Linked DNA regions of Homo sapiens: region 2 is linked to region 1. Evidence: read pairs that join two places in POLR2A ChIA-PET (ENCODE). Cell type or tissue: K562. All regions are shown on one strand. Links, peaks and the distances in the headings refer to the core of each region. The heading gives the core; the rest is flanking DNA. Region 1 overlaps SEMA7A (semaphorin 7A (JohnMiltonHagen blood group)). Region 2 overlaps ARID3B (AT-rich interaction domain 3B).

Region 1 (4,381 bases), core at 237-4,236:
TTTCAGAGCCTGACTCTCTGCCCACTTTCAAAAGGCTCCTTGAGGTTACATTCAAGGCCCACTGGGTCAGTGGGTCAGGTTGCAAGGCTGGCTTTGCCAGACCAGAGCATGGGACCCAGCCCCTTCATGGACAACAACACCTCCCACTCTGCCCTCCCCTGGAGCTGCACTCCTCTTTCACAAACAACAAGAGTATGGGGACAGCGGGCCAGACGGTGACAGCACCAGAGTGAATGAGAAGAGGAAACGTGCTCCACCAGGCAGGCCTGAGTTAGGAAATGCATGCCAGAGGCCCAGACTTGCCACAGTCGGTCAGCTGCTGGGGTGGTGATCGAGGGTAGGGTCCCTAAGGAGTCAGGCCCCATTCTTTCCAATGGGATCAGAGCCCTGTGAGCACCCGGCCCTGCGGCTGTGTCTGGTGGAGGTTATCTCCTACAACCCAGCCATCCTTGCAGCCCTCCTATCTGGCCGGAGCTGGGCCTTGCTGGCCCTGCCACCATGAGAAATGGTACTCAGGGGAACTATGGAGTCCGGCTGGGTACGGGGCAGCCTGAATGTGCTTTCTTGGTCCAGCACGAGTGAGGATTGGCTCGGAATCACATGGGGCGGGAGGTGGGTTGTCTTGTTCCTGGCCTGCCTCTGGGCTATGCCCTCCCCATATGTCCCTAGCCCCCTCCCCTACCTGAGCCCCTGGTTATTCTGGGAGCTTTTAGCTACCACTTAGCCACTAATGCGTCAGGCTGGGGAGTGAGGGGGGGACACGGTGCCAGACGGTGCTCCTTTTAGACAAGCAGGATGGGAAGCAGGGGGAGCCAGGAGGTGGGGGACGCCAGAGGATGGGGAGGCATTTTCCACTCCTGGCCCTGCTCGTAGGTTCAGGCAGCAGGGGAGAGTGGTGGGCAGTGGGTCAGTGTGTCCTTGGACAGGCTGCATCTTCCCTCCCCCATCACACGTGGGCCTCAGCTCACCTTCCCGATTCTTCTCATTAGGACTCTGCCAGGCTGCAGCGCATGGCCTCTGTCCTCCATACAGCCACCTTCCCCACCTTTGCTCAGGTTGCGTCCTCTGCCTGGCTTTCCCTCCCGGCCTGTTCAGGGCCCATCCAGCTTTTATCTACCTCACCTCTCCGTTTGGGTTCATAAAGCATCACAAAGAAAATGTTCAGGGATATGATACATACTCCCTTGGCCTGGCCTTTTTAGGGGTAGCCCCTGGCCTTGCTCAGCCCCTGCCTGGGCAGAGACTCGAGGCCTGGCCCTGATGGCTTGGTGCTGCCTTCACTTCCAGGCAGCCCTCCTGCCCCTTAGCCCCCAGCCCCCGCTCCTGCCAACCTGAACAAAGCTTCCTTTCATGTATTCATCGAGCTGCTGCTGCTCGACACTTCCCGGGCACAATCAGGCCTTTTGAGGGCCTCAGGCGGTGCGGGAGCCCAGGCTGGGGCTGGGGTGGAGAATGGGCCAAGGCCTTGTCCTGGGGCTGAGCTGGTGTCATTCCCTCTAGTCCATACGCATCACCAAGAACAGAGGTGGGAGGGCCAGGAACCTGGGGGTCATGGGAGGCCGTGGTCCTGGGCTCCTGTTCGTTTTCCTGCAAAATGGGACGAACAGTCCCTGCTTCCTCCACCCTAGCCATTGTGGCTAGGGTTTGAAGGGAACTGGGCTCAGGCTTGCAGATCCGCATGGGATTGTCCGGGCCCTAGTGCTGCAGCTCCTACCCAGGGGCCAGCAGCCCTCACCCTCCCTTCATGTCTTCAGCAGATACTTTGTGGGCAGCCCTGGGGTCCATGCTAAGACAGTTTTGCTGGAGAGCTGTGGAAGTTTTCTGTGGTGTGGCTGTCTGACCCCTCAGATGTATTCCCAGGGTAGGGCCAGACCTCCCCCTCAGACCTTGCTCTCCAGGACCCAGTCATGTCTCTGCCATCAGGCTCGACTCCCCAGGGCAGGACTGTTTTCCTCTTCTCTTCAACAGCCCTGCAATTCCTAGACCAGGGTGCCCCCACCCAGAGTCCTGTCTGGTGCCTCTTTTCCCTTGAGTAGTTGTACATTGGCCTTGCCGGCCCCCTCGGAGACCTGGGCCTGTGGCCTTGGTGCAGGAGTGGGGCTAAGGTGACTGATGAAGGTGGCTAGCACAGTCTGACGGCTAGAACTTTTCTGCTTTGACTCCCAGGGACTATGGATCTCAGGTCCTAGCCCAGCATCTCTAGATGCAGACACGCACCTTTTCCTGGCTGCCAGTCTGGCTATCGGTGGATGGGAGGGGAGCAGGAGGGGAGTTGGGGCGGCAGACTGTCTGGATCTCTGGCTGGGCCACAGAGGATGGTGGCTGCAGTTTGGGCTGCGGGTGGAAGGGGAGTTACGGGAGCTGAGTCAGGAAGACTGTGTCTGTGACCCCAGCACTCTAATTTTATCCCAGGAAGGGAGGGGGAGCAGGGCAGCACCCAAGACCTGCCAGCTCTCCCTCCCTCCCACCGAAGTGCCAGTACCTCTCAGCCCTTGCTCTGCACATCTCGGGCCTACAGGGAGGGAGGCTTGGGGGCCAGGGAGGGCTGATATCCCCGGAGCTGTTCAGTTGGGCTGTTTGTGATGTGCACCAGGAGAGCCACACCACCCAAGGACAGTGAGCTCAGCACTTCTCTCTGTAGCCTGCCATGCTGCTGAGAACTGATACTGCAGCCTGGGACAAGCTAATGTGTCCTGCCTGCTGGTGTGACCTTGGCATGTCTCCCAGGGTACCTCAGCATTCTTCTCTGCACAGTGCGCCAGGCCACAGAAGAGGTGAAGAATGCTCACTTCCGGGGGTGACCTGGCCATGAAGGGATGTTTCTTAAAGAATGAAGGTGTGGTGGCACAGTGTGTGGTCCAGCTGCTCCTTGCCCCTGTTAAATGCAGAATCAATAGGGATGGCTCCAATGGGAATAAGAGGGATCGGGGGCAGAGTTGAGGAAATGGTAGTTCTTTTTGGTCAGAGCTGGAGCTTGGGTGTCACTGCCAAGCTGGCTGCCCCAGAGTTTCCTGCAGCTGAAAAAACAGTGGTCAGACCCAGTTCCTAGGTGAGGCCCAGGCTGGTCAGAGGTGGGAAGATGCTGGGTGTGGCTGATTGCTGGGGGCACAACCACAGGCCATCCCATCCCTATAATTTACTCCTGCAACCAGGACAACCTCAGCAGTGTCACTGGAGATGAGACACCTCCCCAGAGGCAGTGGCTGCAGTCAGTTTCTTTTTTGGGGAAAATTTTCCCGGTCAGCCCTTCTGCTGAAAGTCCCAGGCTGTGCTCTGTGAAGGTTCCCCTGTCCCAGAGTTGCTGGGGAGGAAGAGCCGATCTTCACCCCCCGGAGAGCTAGCATCCTCATGGGTGAAACCAGGCCAGAGTGGGCCATGGAATAGAGTCCAGCTTGGTAGGCAGGAGTGCAGGCTCTGGTTCAGGGTCTGCTACTGACCTGCTTCCGTGTGCCCTTGGGCTGCCCCTCCCTTGGCCTCTGTTTTCCCATCTGTGAAATGGGACGGAGTAGATGTTGAGATTCCTTTCCTCCTCTAGTCTAGTGCTCACTAAGGGGCTGGGGATGGGCCAGGAGAGGTTGGAGAGGGATTCCTGAAGGAGGAGAAGGGGTTCTGAGCATTGTGATTCCTGGGAACCTGGACTCCAAGGGGGGTGCTTGAAGGCCCTGCTGCCTGCTGAAAGGCCCGGGGTTGGGGGGCGCTGCTTGCTTTGGCTTAGGGCAGCAGAGAACCTCCCAGAGCATGGCCAAGGAGCCCTGGTCCTCCTGCCTTAGCCCAGCCCTCAAAAGTGTGTGCCAGAGGAGGGGGTCTGTTCCCCCAAGAGGTCCCTAAATCCTTCCCCACTCTGAGATCACACATACTGTGAAGGAAGGAGAGGCTGCCACACTAGGGGAGGGGCCGTGCTGTGGGTGAGGACAGCTGGTTGCTGGAGCCCACCGGAGGATCTCTTACTTCTCCTGTCCTTGACTCTCTGAGTCTGGGTACCACCCCAGCCCAGAGCTTGTCTGACGCCCTGCCAGGACCCTGAGCACCAAGCACTGGTTCCAGTGTGCCATGTGGAGGGGACCCAGAGTCTTCTCTCTCGGGACCTGGCTTCAATGTTTCTACTAATTGTCTCCTCCTCAGGCCATGTAGGGCAGGACCGGGTGGACTTTGGCCAGACTGAGCCGCACACGGTGCTTTTCCACGAGCCAGGCAGCTCCTCTGTGTGGGTGGGAGGACGTGGCAAGGTCTACCTCTTTGACTTCCCCGAGGGCAAGAACGCATCTGTGCGCACGGTGAGCCTCTCTCTTCCCCCAACACCCCCCCTACCCTCTTATCTCCCCTCTGGCCCTGCCAAGGGTCCTCAGGGAATCCGAGGGAGCTGGCTTCTCTTCCTAAACTG
Region 2 (4,381 bases), core at 62-4,061, 150 kb before region 1:
GGGTGTGTATGTGGTGAGGAAAGGACATGTGGGGCTGGGGAGCAGTGGTTTCTTGGGAGAACATTCTTTGGACTACTCAGGAATCTTCTTCTAAAACCATGTCAACGAAATAAAAGCTTGGTTGAATTCCACTCTCTTCCACCTGCCCCTTTAATAAAGCTTGTCTGAAAGCAGAAGGCATTATGCAGTTATATTTTGGGGCCAACTTTGCTTCCCCTATTCACAGTGGGCTCTGAGATGAAGACCCACTTTCCGATAGCAGCAATCTGGCACACAGTGACATAAGTATAACTAAGAAGTGACACTCTGTCAGTTAAAATGAAACAGACTACATCAAATTGTTTCCCTGCTTATCTAGTAAAAGATGTGTGTATGGAAGTGCTTGGTAAATGCTATCTGACCATGCACTCATCATCTCTCAAGGCAGACATTGTTGGATCCCTTCCTACAGCACCTTCAGCACAGGGGAGCCAATAGCCAAGTGGGAGGAACATTGTTTAAAAAGAAAAAAAAGTTAAAGCTCATCCCACATTGTAATTACAGTCACCAGAAATCTGGTGTCATCTGGTGGCAACTAGCACAATGAATAATCAAGATGAATTATGCCTGTCAGGTCAGCAAAACCAGACAGAGTTACATTCCCCCTTTCAAAGGATGCAGTAGGTTGCCCTAATGCCCAGTGATTTTGTTTGAGCCAGTAATTCCTGCTGGAAAGTCAATTATCCCAGGAGCCCCTATCAGTTGAAAGACATTTAATGGGGGATCATTGCCGCTTCTGTTATGTCAGCTGTTTACTGCGGCAGCTCAATTCCCAATTCTCTGGCGAGAGCTCTGAAGCTGATCTCATTCACAGAAGGACTCTTTCTCTATCAGTCACCAAGAGAGATGAAAACACTTTTTTTTTTTTTTTTTTTTTTTTTTTTTTTTTTTGCTAATTATAGTAACTTCCAAGCACTCTGAATGCTCACTCAAAAACTATTTAACACTCAGTTGGGTGGAAAGGGTGGAATCCACAACCTAAAAAGTCAGACAGGGCTTTCCACAGAAGGACAGCAGTGTGAAAACAAGCACGCTAGTGTGACCACTATGTGACTATGTGTGAAAATAAACACCCAAGTGTGAGCGCTCGGCTCCACACATGGAGAATGCCTTGGCAGGATGGGGGCTGGGGCTGGTAGGGTCCTCTTGGCTTCTCCAGCTTTGTCCAACCTGCAAGAGAATCTGACAGTCAGATGGTGAGGCCTTGCACAGAGCCCACTAAGTGTGACCCACTTAGCTTAAAATGCCTCCAGCTTGGTGACCACAGAGGTCAGGAAGACTTGCCAGAGCAGGAAAGAAATGAGACACCGAACTCTTTGAGTAATCCCACTGTTGGACCCATTCCACAGATAGGAACTGTCAGTTACTCTATTTAAAGAAAATGTGGGGAAAATAGTTGCCCAGAGAGGAGGTATTTTCTTTCGTCCAGCTCCAAGGCAAGGATGGTCAATTCAGCTGGGGCTGATGTAAAAATGTCCAACGTGCATTCCATTCTTTGTCTTAAGGCAGTTAAACTTTGGTCCCACTTCACAGGATCTTCTGGCTGAGGTGAGAGTAATTCCTGAGCCCTGCCTGCCTTTCGCAGTCTAGCAGAGCCTCCTGCCTCTGCCCACCAGGCAGATTCAACACCTTTCTCCTCTGGGCTCTACCACCTGTGTTCAGTTACTCGTCTGGGTATCTCCAGCCCTGAGCACATAGAAAGCACTGACCAGCTGGGCATGGTGGCTCTTGCCTGTAATTCCAGCACTTTAAGACCAACCTGAGCAATATAGGAAGACTGTCTCTTTCTTGTAGGCTGGAGTGCAGTGGCATGATCTCAGGTCACTGCGACCTCTGCCTCTTAGGTTCAGGCGATTCTCCTGCGTCAGCCTCCTGAGTAGCTGGGACTACAGGTACATGCCAGTACGCCCGGCTAATTTTTGTATTTTTGGTAGAGATGGGGTTTTGCCATGTTGGCCAGGTTGGTCAGGGAGACTCCATCTCTACCAAAAATAATAATAATAATAATAATAATGAAGAGGGAGCACCGATATATCTGCTAAAAGACAGAGATGGGCTCCCCTGTGGGACCTCCAACCCCACAGCTCCTCCGTCTTCCCCTCCCCCTTTCATTGGGTGGGTTACAGGCTTAACCAGTTATTTTCTTGGTTCTTAACTCTGATCAACTGCTGTAAAACATGGCTCACTTATGCAATTCAAGTTTGTGTGCAGCAGGTTTCTTGGCCTATCAATAGAGTATGGGTGTGACTACTAGAAAATTATCAGCCCAGAAATAATTTTTTCTCGGATGCTGACTGTGGCTGACTGAGACTGTAATGGTGGAAGAAAGCAGGGAACAGCAGAGGCAGATGGAGGGTGGGGAAAACAAACCCAAAAAGAGACAGCTCAACATTTTAGGGATCAAAAGAGGTTGATGAGGAAAGCATTTCAGTTGAAGGGTTGCTGCATGCAAGTTTAACCTGCCCAGGGAACAGGCTTTGTTACACCATCAGCAGCAGGCAGCAGTATTATATAGCCCAGAAACGTGTGTGGGAAGTCAACAGTAGCCAGAGTGGCCACTTACTGCCATTTACAGCCTTCTCAGCCTCTCCTACTTGAGAACTGTCTTTTAACATCTTTGATCTCTCCAGGAGCTCACAGGAAACTGATAGTTTGCTCCCAAATACACACCCAAGACTAGCTTTGGCTACTATACCTACATTCAGCTAATTTTCCCCAGGAAAAGAAGGTTGGGGGAAAGAGAAAAGGTAGCAGGAAGCTAGTGTTTGTGTGCCTTCTGCATACTAAGGATTGTACCAGGAGCCTTACAAGCATTTTCTCACTTAATTCTATAATGTAGAAGTGGTTATTTTAGAAATGGGAAAACAATGGCTCAAAGAGCTCAAATAACCTGCTCAGGGTCTCAGAGCTTCTTAGTGACAGTGCCAGGATGTAAACCTAGGTCTGTCTGGCTCTCGCTGTTACACCATACTGACTTGTAGTTTGAAAGAATAACACGAAGTGTTCTGGATAAGGAGATCAGGAAGGGAGAAAAGAAGAAAAGGAAGTGAGAATAAAATCCTCTGTCCAGAGATGCCTGAAATGCCCATGTCATGGCACTGGGCAGCTCCTATCAATGGGAGACTCTTTTATCTTTGCTTTATCTCATGGCTTCACCTGGGCACTTTAGCCAAACGAAAAGCAGCCCTCACACAATGCTTGCCCAGGAGAGTTATCTGGCGGTACTGAAATAAGAATTGCTAACTTTTTACCCCTCCCTCCAAAATAGACCATTCCAGTAGAATGGGCCCATCTTCCCCCAGAAGACAGAGGATCAGGGGAGAGGAGAAAAAGAGAAGAGGGCTACACCTCTGAATGGACCAGAGGAAGATGGCAGCTTACACTGTGACATGCACACACAGGCCTTCAAAAATAATGAATCAAGGTCTGACCTGACTGCTACTCAAAATTAGAATAGTGCTTCTCCAGCATCTCAACCCTGGAACCCATTTCAACAGCACACAGGGGAAATAAACAGACTATCTTTGAAAATCTAAAGGTAGTGAGTGAAGAGAAACTAGGCTTTTTCCTCCTTTCTTCTAAAGCTCCAGAGGGCACAACTAGTGTGATAGGCAGAAGTTACCCTGAGGAAGATTTCAGGTCTACAGAAGGACTTTTTAAAACAAGTAGAACTGCCTGGTAATGGAGTGAGCTTCCCAGGAGGTGGGCAACTTCCTGTCTCTGGATGACTATCTGTATGGCATGTCATGGCGTGGAATCCAACATGAGACAGGGTGGATGAGATGGTCTCTAGGGGCCCTTTCTGTCCTGAGAAGCAAAGACCTGATGACAAGTTTATTCAACACAGATTTCCTGAGAACCTACCCCAGGTAGAGCATTGTGCAAGCTGCTGAGAATACCACTAAAAAAAAAAAAAATTGTTCCCACCACTGGGAGTCTTACCATGAAGTTGGAAAAACAAACTGAACACATATAGCATATAATAGCAAGACAACAAATAGGAAAACCCAAGGTACTCAGGAGGTAGAAGAAAAGGCTGGATGGCTTAGAGGTGGAGGTTAAGCTGGCCTTGAAGAATGGGTTGAAGGGAGATTTGCAGTCTAAATGAGCATGGAGTGGGGTATAAACAAGGCATGTTTTGACAGGGAGGATATAAGGACAGAAAGTCTGAATAGTTAAAGTTGAAAGGGGCTGTGAGATGCCTTGAATACCAGAAGGAAATTTAAACTCTGAACTGTGAACAGTGGGGAGGCAGTGGATGTTTTCTGGACAGGAAAGCACATGATTAAATCAATGTTTTAGACTGCTTTAGTGGCCCATTTTTGTTGAAAAAAAAAATAAC

What was found. ChIA-PET counts read pairs that join two places held together with the same protein. Peaks named below come from ENCODE experiments on the same cell type or tissue, not always from the same donor. Only the 100,000 strongest peaks of a DNase experiment are listed, where the experiment ranks them.
Region 2: POLR2A ChIA-PET joins it to region 1 with 5 read pairs; 2 of 35 experiments call an interaction of 5 or more read pairs at or near these places.

What each region holds. Positions count from the first base shown.
Region 1 is chr15:74,418,694-74,423,074 of GRCh38, reverse strand. It overlaps SEMA7A (semaphorin 7A (JohnMiltonHagen blood group)), which reads left to right. Exons shown (of 14, transcript NM_003612.5): 2 at 4,123-4,274. Among named protein-coding and RNA genes, the nearest start is that of MIR6881, 9.5 kb to the right of the region's middle. RefSeq lists enhancers at 1-147, 851-1,482. In K562, for the core only: no CTCF peak of the experiment used is centred there; a DNase peak (open chromatin) is centred at 2,601.
Region 2 is chr15:74,567,012-74,571,392 of GRCh38, reverse strand. All of the region lies in intron 2 of ARID3B (AT-rich interaction domain 3B), which reads right to left. Among named protein-coding and RNA genes, the nearest start is that of ARID3B, 28 kb to the right of the region's middle. In K562, for the core only: no CTCF peak of the experiment used is centred there; no DNase peak of the experiment used is centred there.